Regions from separate parts of the Homo sapiens genome. Here regions 2 and 3 are each linked to region 1. Evidence: chromatin contacts called from ENCODE Hi-C or POLR2A ChIA-PET data. All regions are on one chromosome and are shown on one strand. The core of a region is the stretch at or near the end of the contact, and the rest is flanking DNA. Distances in the headings are between cores, read along the strand shown.

Region 1 (4,218 bases), core at 1,238-3,737:
GTCGTCCCAGCTATTCAGGAGGCTGACGTAGGAGAATCGCTTGAACCTAGGATGTGTGGCTGCAGTGAGCCATGTTCTCACCACTGCACTCCAACCTGGGTGACAGAATGTCACCTGTCTTAAAAAGAAAACAATAGGCTAGAAAAAAAAGAAAAGAAAGCAGTAAGTGACATAAGACCAAGAGGAAAAAGGGAAACTTGAGCATCATCTGTCCTCCCAGTGGCCTACGGAGGGAAAAGAGTAGACACTTAGCTTCACAGTCCACCGCAAATCAGGCAGGGTCACTTCTGCAAACACTGGTAACCTACTAAAACCCAAGCACAGAATAAGACAGACACTGAGATTCAGAGATAAAGTCAAGATGGCTCCTACTGTTGCAGGGGAACTAGAATGACTCAGAATCCCAGACAGGTCATGTTTGAAGAGGCCATTCATTCACTCCCATTGAGGTGAAAGTTGCATCCCTTTCTCCCTTCTCTCCTTCTCTTATCCTGGAGCGCAAACATTGTGTGGAGTGCAAACATTGTGTGGAGCCCCTACATAGGCGCGGTGGCTTATGCGTTGGAGTTGAACTACTATGAAGGTACTTGAGATCTGGTGATTCCCTTGGATAAATTTCCTACAAGGAATCATTTCACAAAGTTTTATGGACAGAAAATGCCCATAATTTGGATGGTGGCTTTTGGAGCCGTGACATGATCTCAGCTATATGAATAGAATTATAAGGACAAGATGCTGAGGGATTTACTCAAGAGCTCTGACTAGCTGACAGTAGAATCTTGGCAGATCTTCCAACACACACATCTAGTATGGCCCAATCTTCAGAATTATCTGTGCATTTGGGCAAGAATAGGCCCCATCGCCAGCACCCTGGCATTTGGGCAAGACTCGCACAAAAAATGAGGGATGGCTTCAGGAGTAAGAACCTTTGAGACGGCCTGGGTTGTGGACTTAATAGTCTGGAGAGATATCAACAGGTATCAATTTAATTTAATGGTTCCATTCCTCAGATATCTCTAGGGCAGAGTCCTCAGCCCAGGGCACACACAGAATCACGACTCTGAACGTGAGCATTCTCACTGGAGGGGTAGAGGTCACTGTGGTGACCCTTTTGAGCACCCAGGAAAGATTCCCAGGTAAAAGGAGGACTGAGGAAAAGCTGGAAAAGAGGCAAGTGTCAGCCTAGGATGTGTCAGTGGGCCATGCATTCATCTACAGGAAGGGCGGTTCCGCCTGGAAGAGGCAGAGCGGCCCTTCTCCCCCTGTCCACCCATGTCTCCTCACCCCACCTCACCCCGAGATGAGGAGCCCTGAGAGAGCTGGCAGGCTGCAGTCGGTGAGGTCTGCAGATTTGGGGAAGAAGTCGAATAAGGTAGAGAACCACAGAAGGAAAGTCCAATTAGGGCGCTGGGGCCTGAGATCATCAGGCCCTAGCCTGATGACTCAGGAGTCTAGCCCTCCAGATGAACTGGCTGGTTCCACACACAGGTCAAGTGGATGTGCTGGGAGAACATCCTAAACCTGTAACGGAAATTAGGGGGCCAGGAGCCCACAGAAATCACACACTGGGTGAGCTCAAGTGTTCGGAGACTGAGGTAGCAGTTGTCCACTGTCAGGTCCCGAAAGTAGATATCGCCTTGCATATGCCATTTATCCTTCTGATGCTCTAGTGAATGAAGGTGTTGATGAGCTTGCAGACTCTGGAGACCATTCCCCTATGCTATATTATCACGTCACAATAGTGGCTGGACCCACCTGAGATTCTGCACCTCAGGTAATCAGACGGCTACTGTCTAAGTCCTGGGCCTGGGGGAAACACTCTGACGTAGCAGCAGACACAGGAGGGTCCCCGTCAGAACCATGTTTTCTGTGAAGTGGGGATCAGTCCTTTTCCCTGAAGTACCTAGCACATAGGTGTTCTCAGTAAGTGTTATGTTAGCTTACTAAGAAGACTGGTCTCATTTGAAGAGAAATTAACAAATGTAAAAAAATAAATAAACCTATTAACTAGGTTTAATATTTATCAAACTATTAACTATTCAATAATCATTTAACTATTAATTTCTGTTTTCTTCAGTCGCTTAAATCTGATTTTTCTCTTCTTTCCGTTACTGCAGTCTCCCTTTTTCACACAGGGAAACAACCCAAGACTCAGAGTTCTCCGCGGAGGAATGCAAAGAACACAGGAAGTCAGTACTCCCAGAAACAGTCTTTGCTGGCGCGCTCACACCCAACCCCATCCCGCCCCCGTCCCGTCCCGCCCCGCCCCACCCCACCCTCTTGATTTCTGGGGCCGGTGACCAGGCCCAACGCAGCCTTCAAGTCGGCCCAAACACGGTTTCTGCCTCAAGGATTATTTATATAACCATTGCTTATTGGCTGCTGGCAAACACTCGCTCTTCTCGTTGGCTGAAACTGTCGGGAGAAGTTCTGCGAAGGCTGCTCCTTGCGGCGTTGGGACTGAGGGTCACAGGCACCTGTATTTCCGTTTCCGGTTCGCCTCCGGAGCCATGGCGGCGGCACTGAAGTGTCTACTGACATTAGGAAGATGGTGCCCCGGCCTTGGAGTGGCTCCCCAGGCCCGGGTGAGTGCCTACATTCCCTGCTGTCGGAGAGACTCTGGATCTGCAGAGACATCTCCGCGCAGAGGAGGAGCGCTCCTGGCAGCCCCCGCCCTAGCGATTGCCAGCAACTTTCCTTTCTGCCAGGAAATCAACCTACCTTTCTCTGCCTGCAGGCGCTCGCCGCCTTAGTACCCGGAGTGACCCAGGTAGATAACAAGTCCGGTTTCCTGCAGAAGAGGCCTCATCGCCAGCACCCTGGCATCCTAAAGCTGCCGCACGTGCGGCTGCCACAGGCACTGGCTAACGGTGCCCAGTTATTGCTACTTGGTGAGTAACGGCGGGAAAGCGAGAAGAAACGGGACTGGACCTACATGCAAGTGATTCCGCTTTTCGTCTTTGGCCCATAGGGAGCGCTGGGCCCACTATGGAGAATCAGGTGCAAACACTGACCAGTTATCTCTGGAGCAGACATTTGCCTGTAGAGCCAGAGGAGTTGCAAAGACGGGCTAGGCATCTTGAGAAAAAATTCCTGGAAAACCCAGGTAGGACTTAAGAATAATTAAAAAGTGGGCGAGATTGAAATATCGGTTAGAAATGAAGAGTAAGAAATAATTCTACAATCTCTCAGATACTGAAGTCTCTTATTTGACTTTCTAACCAGAGCAGCAGTTGTTACAATGATGCCTTACTAAAAGAAGGTAGATTATTTTAGAGATTGCTTAGGTAAAGGTCAGAATGTCCCAGTATACTGTTTTTTGTTTGTTTGTTTGTTTTGTTGTTTTGTTTTTGCTTTGAGACAGAGTCTTGCTCTGTCACCCAGGCTGAAGTGTAATGCTCGATCTCGGCTCACTGCAACCTCCGCCTCCCGGGTTTAAGTGATTTTCCTGCCTCAGCCTCTTCAGTAGCTGGGATTACAGGCGTGCACCACCACACCCGGCTACTTGTATTTTTAGTAGAGACGGGGTTTCATCATGGTGGCCAGGCTAGTCTCGAACTTCTGACCTCAGGTGATCCGCCCACCTTGGCCTCCCAAAGTGCTAGGATTACAGGCATGAACCACCGCGCCTGGCTACCAATATACTGTTAAAATCTAGATATTTATTTTTTTCTGCAAGTCCACTGGATTAGGACCTTCTAAGTTTTTATTCAGGTAAAATAAAGTCCCTGGATGGTCCCTGCCCAGTACTGAAACCCTCTTCTGGGATAAGAGGGTAAATATAATTCATCAAGTTAGTTTCATGATTGTGAGCTCCTTGACACTACCATTTATTCATCTTGCATTCCCTGCACACCTCACAGTACCTGGCTCACAGTAGTTCAGTAGATACTTGCTAAATAGTACTGAACTGAACAGTCATGAGACGTAGATTTTCAGATTTCTTTCCTCTCCATAGGAATAGTGGAGATCATCAAAACCTTAAATTTTGGAGAAGTGAAGAAATCCAAAAAATAATGTCCTTGGCCTACCCTTTAAAAAAAATTTTTTTTTTTTGAGACAGAGTCTTGCTCTGTTGCCCAGGCTATAGTGCAGTGGTGCGATCTCAGCTCACCACAACCTCTGCCTCCCGGTTTCAAGTGATTCTCCTGCCTCAGCTTCCCAAGTAGCTGGGAATACAGGTGCACGCCACCACGCCTGGCTAATTTTTGTATTTTT
Region 2 (4,218 bases), core at 670-3,169, 570 kb after region 1:
AAGAAGTCACTTAAATTGGGGATTTCAAAAGAACATAAGGGCCGCGCACGGGTGCCTGTAATACCAGCACTTTGGGAGGCTGAGCGGGGTGGATCACGAGGTCAGGAGATTGAGACCATCCTGGCCAACATGGTGAAACCCCGTCTCTACTAAAAATATAAAAATTAGCTGGGCGTGGTGGCACACACCTGTAATCCCAGCTACTCAGGAGGCTGAGAAAGGAGAATTGCTTGAACCTGAGAGGTGGAGGTTGCGGTGAGCCAAGATCGTGCCACTGCACTCCAGCCATGTGAGAGAGTGAGACTTTGTCTCAAAAAAAAAAAAAAAAAAAGAAAAAAGAAAAAAAAAAGTAAGATGAACATTTAGACGATAAAACTTAGAGAAGGCTTAGTGATCCGGAAGAAAGAAAGAAGCTTGTCACCTATCATTTGTAGAAGTGACAAGCAATAAAAATGTAAGCAAATAAATAACTACAGAATGAATGATAATTAAACAGGGTAGTGGGTCAGAAAGTGAAGAGAAAGAGTGGGGCTGGTGGTTAAGGAATTAGAGGGAAGACTTGATTCCATCTCAAGGTAGAAAGCTGTTCATATGCAGATCAACTGCTATCTGTGAATGGATACCCGAATATTGTCACAAACAAACTGAAATGCAAATACTCTTAGAAACTGGGGTATTAGTAATGCAAGTATGAAAAACATCTGATTTAAGCAGAACAACAACAACAAAACACCCTCATCATTCTTTGAATGACTTAATCTGTGAATGAAAACATTCACATCCTCATGATTTTGATGACAGAATAGATGATTTTTCTTTGTGCTGAGTTTGTTATCTCAAGCTGGAACTAAGTAAGGCTAGTCAAGGCCATCTGATTCTTATTGCTCATTCATTCATTCATTCATTCATTCATTCAACCAATATTTTACTGAGAGCTTGCTGTATGCGGAATTATGCTTTGCCTGGGGAATGCAGTGGAGGTTTTTTCCTTGGAGTTCTCTTACTCCAAAGGGCTTTAACCTTGGACAGGTTCTGACACTTGTCTGCTGACGTTTTTGTTTTGTTTTGTTTTGTTTTGTTGAGACAGGGTCTTGCTCTGTTGCCCAGGCTGGCAAAAAGATAACGGCTCACTGTGGCCTTGAACTCCTGGGCTAAGGCGATCCTCCCACTGCAGCCTTCAGAGTAGCTGGGACTATAGGTGTGAGCCACCATGCCCAGCTAATTAAAACAATTTTTTTTTTTTTGTGGAGATGGGATCTCCCTCTATTGCCCAGGTTGGTCTCAAACTCCTAGGCTCAAGTGATCCTCCTGCCTCATCCTCCCAAAATGTCGGGATTACAGGTGTGAGCCATGGTGCCTAGCCTGTTGATTTTTTTTTGGATAAGAGATAGAGAGGACCTGGTAATATACAAGGCCCAGAGTGTGTCCTAAGATGATCTATGGGGAGAGAACAGAGTATCCCTGACTGAAGAGTTTTGGAAACTATTTTAATGTTCCCCAATTTTATTTGAACTAAAAAACATTGTCTGCCTTTCACATTCCTTCGTGCACTCCACCTCACCACTGCTCCCCCGGCACCTGTTGGCCTCTTTTGCTATCCAAATTTACCAAATAAATCTTCCCCGCCTTTCTACCCATCTGCTGTTCTTCACAGCTTGTCTCTGGGCTCAGCCCCAAGCCTGGAGGGGCAGTAAATGGATTCAGAGTTGCTGCTCAAACATGGATTCCCATGGAAACCAAACGACTAAGAAAACAAATAGGGAGGAAGAGGCAGCCACTGCCTGACCTCTTACCCTCCCCCTCCAAATTCTTTTCGCTTTTCAGCATGAAAGCAAGCGCTTATTTGTATAACTAGTAGAAGGACATAACCTGACCCCTCCCCCCACCCCCAAATTCTTTAAGAATCTCTCGTTCGACAATGAGTAAATGAAAGACAGTGGGACATCGCCACCTGGTGGTAGAAATGCCAAAATACTTAAGAAGAGAGAACTCAATTAACAAGTGAAAGCCTGCGATACAGGCCAGTAAGTATACAAAGAAGTAACATTCAGATACAAAAATAAGATACAAAGAAGTAACATTCAGAAGCCACTCCTAGGAAACTGTTTAATTGTGATGCAGTTAGTACTTGTTCCTTCTCACATATACAGATTTAAATATCATCTTTATGTTGGTGAATTTTTATTTTTATTTTTTAAAAATTTTATTTATTTATGTATTTATTTTTGCGACGGAGTCTCACCCTGTCGCCCAGGCTGGAACGCAGTGGCGCAATCTCGGCTCACTACAACCTCCGCTTCCTGGGTTCAAGCGATTCTCATGTCTCAGCCTCCCGCGTAGTTGGGGATTACAGGCACCTGCATTATGCCCGGCTAATTTTTGTAGAGACAGGGTTTCACCATGTTGGCCAGGCTGGTCTTGAATTACTGACCTCAGGTGCCTCAGCCTCCCAAAGTGCTGGGATTACAGGCGCGAGCCACCACGCCCGGCCGAATTTTTTTTTTTTTTTTTTTGCATCCAATTCAAATATGGGAACATGAGGTTTAGTCTTATCTCTCCCAACTCCATACCAGATTTTTTTTTTGTTTGTCTGTTTGAGACGGAATCTCACTCTGTCGCCCAGGCTGGAGTGCAGTGATGCAATCTCAGCTCACTGCAACCCCCACCTCCCGGGTTCAAGCGATTCTCTTGCCTAAGCCTCCCGAGTAACTGGGACTAATACACGCACACGCCACCATGCCCAGCTAACTTTTGGATTTTTAGTAGAGATGGGGTTTCACCATGTTGAGCAGGCTGGTCTCGAACTCCTGACCTCAGATGATCCACCCGCCTCGGCCTCCCAAAGTGCTGGGATTACAGGTGTGAGTCACTGTGCCCAGCCATATTAGATATTTTTTATCTGAACGTCATGCTGTTGCTACAGATTCAGTGGAGTTGGACAGTACTTTTCTCTTCCCGTCCTTTCCCTTCCATAGGGTAGCATTTGCTGGCTTACAAAGGAAAAGCAGAAGCTTTGCTCCACTATCTTGTCTTGTCTTGTCTTGTCTCTTTTCTTTTTCTTTTTTTTTTCGTCTTCTGTTCAGATAGTCTCACTCTGTCACCCAGGCTAGAGTGCAGCCGTGTTATCATGGATGGGTTACTGCAGCCTCTAATTACCTGGCTTGAGCAATCCTCCCACCTCAGCCTGCTGAGTAGCTGGGACTACAAGTGCACGCCACCATACCCGGCTAATTTTACTTTTTTTTTCTTTGAGACAGAGTCTCACTCTGTCACTGAGGCTGGAGTGCAGTGGCATGATCTCGGCTCATTGCAACCGCTGCCTCCTGGGTTCAAGAGATTCTCCTGTCTCAGCCTCCAGAGTAGCTGAGATTACAGGTGCGCACCATGGCACCTGGCTAATTTTTGTATTTTTAGTAGAGATGGGGTTTCACCATGTTGGTCAGGCTGGTCTTGAACTCCTGACGTCATGTGATCCACCCGCCTCGGCCTCCCAAGGTGTTGGGATTACAGGTGTGGGCCACTGTGCCCGGCCTTTCTTTTTTTAAAGACAGGTTGCAAGGTGGTGGCTCATGCCTGTAATCCCAGCACTTTCGGAGGCCGAGGCGGGGGTATTGCTTGAGCTCAGGAGTTCGAGACCAGCCTGGCCAATGTGGCAAAACCCCATCCTATGAAAAAATACAAAAATTAGCCGGGCATGGTGGCAGGCGCCTGTAATCCCAGCTATTCTGGTGGCTGAGTCAGGAGAATAGCTTGAACCCAGGAGGCAGAGGTTGCAGTGAGAGGAGATCAAGCCACTGCCCTCCAGCCTGGGTGACAAAGTGAGACTGTCTCAAAAAACAAAAACAAAATTATAAAAAAGAGAAGAAGCTCAACAACTGATATGTTTTTCCCGGCATGAATATTTTTATATTGAGGAAAAATAAATCACTTAAAATTTTTTTAAAAGAAAGAGGGTATACTAAAAATACAAAAATTAGCTGGGTGTGATGGCTCTCTCCTGTAGTCTCGGCTACTCAGGAGGCTGAGGTGGGAGGACTGCTTGAGCCTGGGAGGTGGAGGCTGCAGCCCACAACATTCCAGCCTGGGTGAGAAGGAAGACCCTGTCTAAAGAAAACAAAAACAAACAAACAAACAAAAATGAGTGGAATTGGCCGGGCACGGTGGCTCATGTCTGTAATCCCAGCACTTTGGGAGGCTGAGGCAGGCGGATCATGAGGT
Region 3 (4,218 bases), core at 1,021-3,520, 520 kb after region 1:
TGGCTCACGCCTGTAATCCCAGCACTTTGGGAGGCCAACGTGAGTGGATTGCTTGAGCTCAGGAGTTAGAGATCAGCCTGGGCAACATGGTGAAACCCCTTCTCCACCAAAAATACAAAAAATAGCTGGGCATGGTAGCACACGCCTGTGGCCCCAGCTACTTGAGAGGCTGAAGTGGGAGGATCGCTGGAGCCCGGGAAGTCAAGGCAGCAGTGAGCCATGATCATGCCACAGCACTCCAGCCTGGGTGACAGAGGGAGACCCTGTCTCTAACTAACTAACTAAATAATTTTGCAGATCACTTTGTTGAAACAAACAACTACCTGATCCTCAGGTCCCCTTTTGCAACTGCCATTGCTGAATGGGAAAAGACTCCACAGGAAAATTAAATAGGCTGGATATGGTGGCTCTCACCTGTAATTCAAACACTTTGGGAGGCTTAGGCAAGAGGACAGCTTGATGCCAGGTGTTCAAGACAAATTTGGGCAACATAATGAGACCATATCTCTATTAAAAAGTTAAAAATTAGCCAGGCATGGTGGCATGCACCTGTAGTCCTAGCTACTCAGGAGGATGAGCCGGGAGGACTGCTACACTCCAGCCTGGGCAACGGTGAGAGACGCTATCTCAAAAACAAAAGCAAAAAAAGTCGTTGGCATCATTTATGCACATTTTTAAAAAGTTTCAAAACAGGAAACCAAAGAATAGGGGAAAAAACATAACAAAACAAAAAATTGTATCTATAAATAAATCAATGAAGTTTCTAGAGCAAGGGAAAAAAAATTCTCCCTCTTAGGTAATTCAGGAACTACTCTGAGACTTGACTACTAATTATTGCCTGACCATATGACTTGCACTTCTTACTCCACTATCCTCCCCTCTTACCTCTTTAATTATCTAGGTCCTATATAGCCATAAAGGCCAAATTCAAGTGCCAATTCCACTATGATGGTTTTGATGGCTTCACTACCTACACCAGCTCTTGTTACTTCTCTTCATTGTACAGACTGTAGATTCATTCATTTGGTTTCGTACATATATCTTATCATATTCCTCACTTTTTGTAAGCGTCTCCCCTTGAATCCTATGCTTTTTAAACTTCTTGAGGACAGGGGCAATTTCTTCCTTATTTTTGTCTAATTAGACCCATGAACACTGTAGATACTCAAGAAAGGTAATTAATTAGGTGGGAGGATCCTGCCAGTGCATCTTCTATTTCTAGGGGCCAGAATACGAGCACATGAACCTAACATGATCTAGACAAGATTTAGAGATGCAGTTGAAGATACTGACAAATATTGGAACAATCTACCACAAAGGTGATACTGAGTCACTATTTTTGCAGAGCTTTGTTACTAGTTTGCCTTAAATAATTCAGAGTTTGTCCTGAGGGTAGGGAGTGGATAACAGTGAATTTAATCTTTTAAATTTCCTTCAAGTTTTATGATCGTGACACGGGGGCAACAGGAGAAGAGAAAAAGTTTGGAAACCAAACACAAATGTTTTCAGATTCCTGCTAGGTATGTAAATGGCTAAGTCAATGCCGGTAGGGGTACTCATTCAGAAACACCCAGTGCCACTCTGTACGGGCCACTAAATTGGGCACTGCGGATATAAAGGTTCATTCCTCGCTTACTGTACCCACAGCTGCCAAGAAATGACCACTACAAAACAGTCGTTATAACTGAGGGAACAAAGCGCCAAAGCAGCAACAAAAAGGGGTTCTTGCTGCTTCGCGGGATAGGGGGCTGAGCAGCCTCACAAAGGCGACGTCCTCGCAGTCTGAAGAGGAGTGGGCAAGGCGGACGAGGGTGGGGCTCAAGCGTCCGTCCGGTAAAAGTGAGCTGGAAGAACCGAGGCCCAGCGTGAGGAGGAACCGCGAACTACTTGCAGAAGGGCGAACGTCTGCTGCTGAAGGTGGAGAGGGAGTACCAATGTACGAGGCTTTATAGAAATGGCCGTTTGGTAAAGGGCAGTGACTCTGGAGCTTTTTCTCTAGGGATCCCGCCCGTCCTCCCCGGTTGAGCCTCGGCCCCAACAGCCCAGTGCCTCACCCAAGTGCCCCGAGTCCTGCTTCCGCCTCCGCTGCAGCCTCTCCCGCAGAGAGTCCAGCTGCTTCTTGTGGGCCTGGATAGAGCTCCACGTGTCCGACATCCTAGTCTCCCAGCCCTGACACCTCTCGAATAAGGCGCGGCGGACTAGCACCTCCCAGCACTCGCTCCAGGATATAGCCAATTCTCACGCGGACACCCCGAAGGCTAACCGGAAAATGACCCCTGGAGCTGAGCAAGACAGAAAAGTCATTTCCGGTGTCGCGCTTTCTTGGAAGCTATAAAGAGCCACGTTAGGTGTTGGCAGAGCGGCCGGTATAGTCCTCATACCCGCTCTCTCATGCTTCCGGACACAGTGAGGCTGTGGTTGCCATGTTGGTGACTGGCAGAGCGGCCATGTTGCTTATAGACGCGCATGCGGCCATGTTGAATATTCGGAGAGGAGTCCTGAGAGTTGACTTGTGTTAAAGTAGCACTCGTAGAGAGCAACACCATATAGTACAGTTTTGGGGGTTTTTTTCTTTTTTTTTTTTTTGAGACGGAGTTTCACTCTGTCGCCCTGGCTGGAGTGCAATGGCGCGATCTCGGCTCACAGCAACCTCCACCTCCCGGGTTCAAGTGATTATCCTGCCGCAGCCTCCCGAGTAGCTGGTATTACAGGCGCCCGCCACCACGCCCGGCAGATTTTTTGTATTTTTAGTAGAGACGGGGTTTCACTGTGTTGGCCAGGCCAGTCTCGAACTCCTCACCTCGTGATCCGCCCTCCTTGGCCTCCCAAAGTGCTAGGATTACAGGCGTGAGCCACCACACCCGGCCATAGTACAGATTTTTAAGATGAAGGATCACTAGTTCCTTTTGACAGTTTGGTACTAACATACCTTTTCCACTGAAGGTGGTGTTGGTTTGTTTCCATGCGTTCATTTACAAAAAAATAAAAAACACAACGGTGGTCCCCAATCTGAGGTGAGGAGGGGGCGGTGGTGGGTGCGGGCATGCTTCTTTGTGTTGACGAGGCGTGGGGAAGTGGGGAGGGCTGATGAAGGAAAAATCCGAGAGGTCTTCAAATACGTGATCTCTCTCTTAGGCTAAATTTACAAAGTACGTGTAATCTATTAAAATCGGGTTCCGACACTAAGAGGGCTTTGAGGTCCTGGTTGCGTTGTGTTTTTTGTTATGAGAGCTACCTGCATGAGTGTGTTCAGTTTGTGAAATGTAATTGAGCTGAACATTTTGGTGTGCACTTTTCTGTATGTGTAGTAAACTTAAATACAAGGTTGGTGGTGGTGGTTTTTCCTACAATCCTTTCTTTCTTTCTTTTTTTGACACATTTTCTTTTTTTTTTTTTTTTGAGATGGAGTCTCACTCACTCTGTCACCCAGGCTGGAGTGCAATGGCGTGGTCTCAGCTCACTGCAACCTCCGCCTCCTGGGTTCAAGCGATTCTCCTGCCTCAGCCTCCCGAATAGCTGGGATTACAGGCGCGTGCCACCACACCTGGCTAATTTTTTTTATTTTTAGTAGAGACAGGGTTTCACTATGTTGGCCAGGCTGGTCTCGAACTCCTGACCTCGTGATCTGCCCCTACGATCTGCCCCCCTGCCTCAGCCTCCCAAAGTGCTGGGATTACAGGCGTGAGCCACCGAGCCTGGCCTGACACAGAGTTTCATTCTTACTGCCCAGGCTGGTGTGCAGTGGTGTGATCTCAGCTCACTGCAACCTCCACCTCCTGGATTCTAGCTGCCTCAGCCTACCTAGTAGCAGGTATTACAGGGACCTGCCACCATGCCCAGTTAATTTTGTATTTTTAATAGAGATGGGGTTTCACCATGTTGGCCAGGCTGGTCTTGAACTCCTGACCTTAGCTCATCAGCCTGCCTTGGCTTTCCAACGTGCTGGGGTTACAGGCATGAGCCACCGGCTTGGCCTTTTGTTTGTTTGTTTGTTTTGTTTTTTTAATGGAGCTCCCTGAATGGAAACATTTCGGGAATCACTGACTTATCCAATGTCTACATGATGCCATACGCTGTTGTCCAAAAAATACAAAAAATAGTTTGACTGGCATGGCTCCTGTTTTCAAAGAGTTTATAATCTGGTCAAGGAGCTGTGAGCCAGTTTATTAATACTGAACCATCTTCACAGCATGAGGTAGCATGGGCATAGACTTTTTA

Evidence for each region. Hi-C counts contacts between places; a loop is a spot of excess contacts on that map. ChIA-PET counts read pairs that join two places held with the same protein, here RNA polymerase II (POLR2A). Pooled maps may share reads with other maps.
Region 2: a loop to region 1 is called in a pooled map, with 2.9 times the contacts of the local background. The contact joins the enhancer-like site here to the promoter of METTL17 in region 1. A Hi-C loop is called at or near these places in 1 of 168 maps with a recorded cell type or tissue (GM11168) and 1 of 50 pooled maps. POLR2A ChIA-PET finds 5 or more read pairs at or near these places in 2 of 52 experiments (WTC11 and activated B cell).
Region 3: a loop to region 1 is called in a pooled map, with 9 times the contacts of the local background. The contact joins the promoter of METTL3 here to the promoter of METTL17 in region 1. A Hi-C loop is called at or near these places in 1 of 37 single-sample maps with no recorded cell type and 8 of 50 pooled maps. POLR2A ChIA-PET finds 5 or more read pairs at or near these places in 1 of 52 experiments (HepG2).

What each region holds. Positions count from the first base shown.
Region 1 is chr14:20,987,493-20,991,710 of GRCh38, forward strand. METTL17 (methyltransferase like 17) reads left to right here and starts at 2,488. Exons shown (of 14, transcript NM_022734.3): 1 at 2,488-2,585; 2 at 2,738-2,891; 3 at 2,972-3,106. The coding sequence starts at 2,511. RefSeq lists a silencer at 2,135-2,264 and an enhancer at 3,015-3,064.
Region 2 is chr14:21,555,837-21,560,054 of GRCh38, forward strand. No RefSeq gene overlaps it. Among named protein-coding and RNA genes, the nearest start is that of OR10G3, 22 kb to the right of the region's middle. RefSeq lists enhancers at 1,716-2,259, 2,260-2,803 and a silencer at 2,822-3,008. Within about 2 kb of position 1,920, at least 21 of the 41 ENCODE cell types and tissues checked have a DNase peak (open chromatin) inside an H3K27ac peak, as active enhancers do.
Region 3 is chr14:21,509,070-21,513,287 of GRCh38, forward strand. METTL3 (methyltransferase 3, N6-adenosine-methyltransferase complex catalytic subunit) reads right to left here and starts at 2,271. Exons shown (of 11, transcript NM_019852.5): 1 at 2,055-2,271. The coding sequence starts at 2,154. RefSeq lists an enhancer at 2,314-2,553.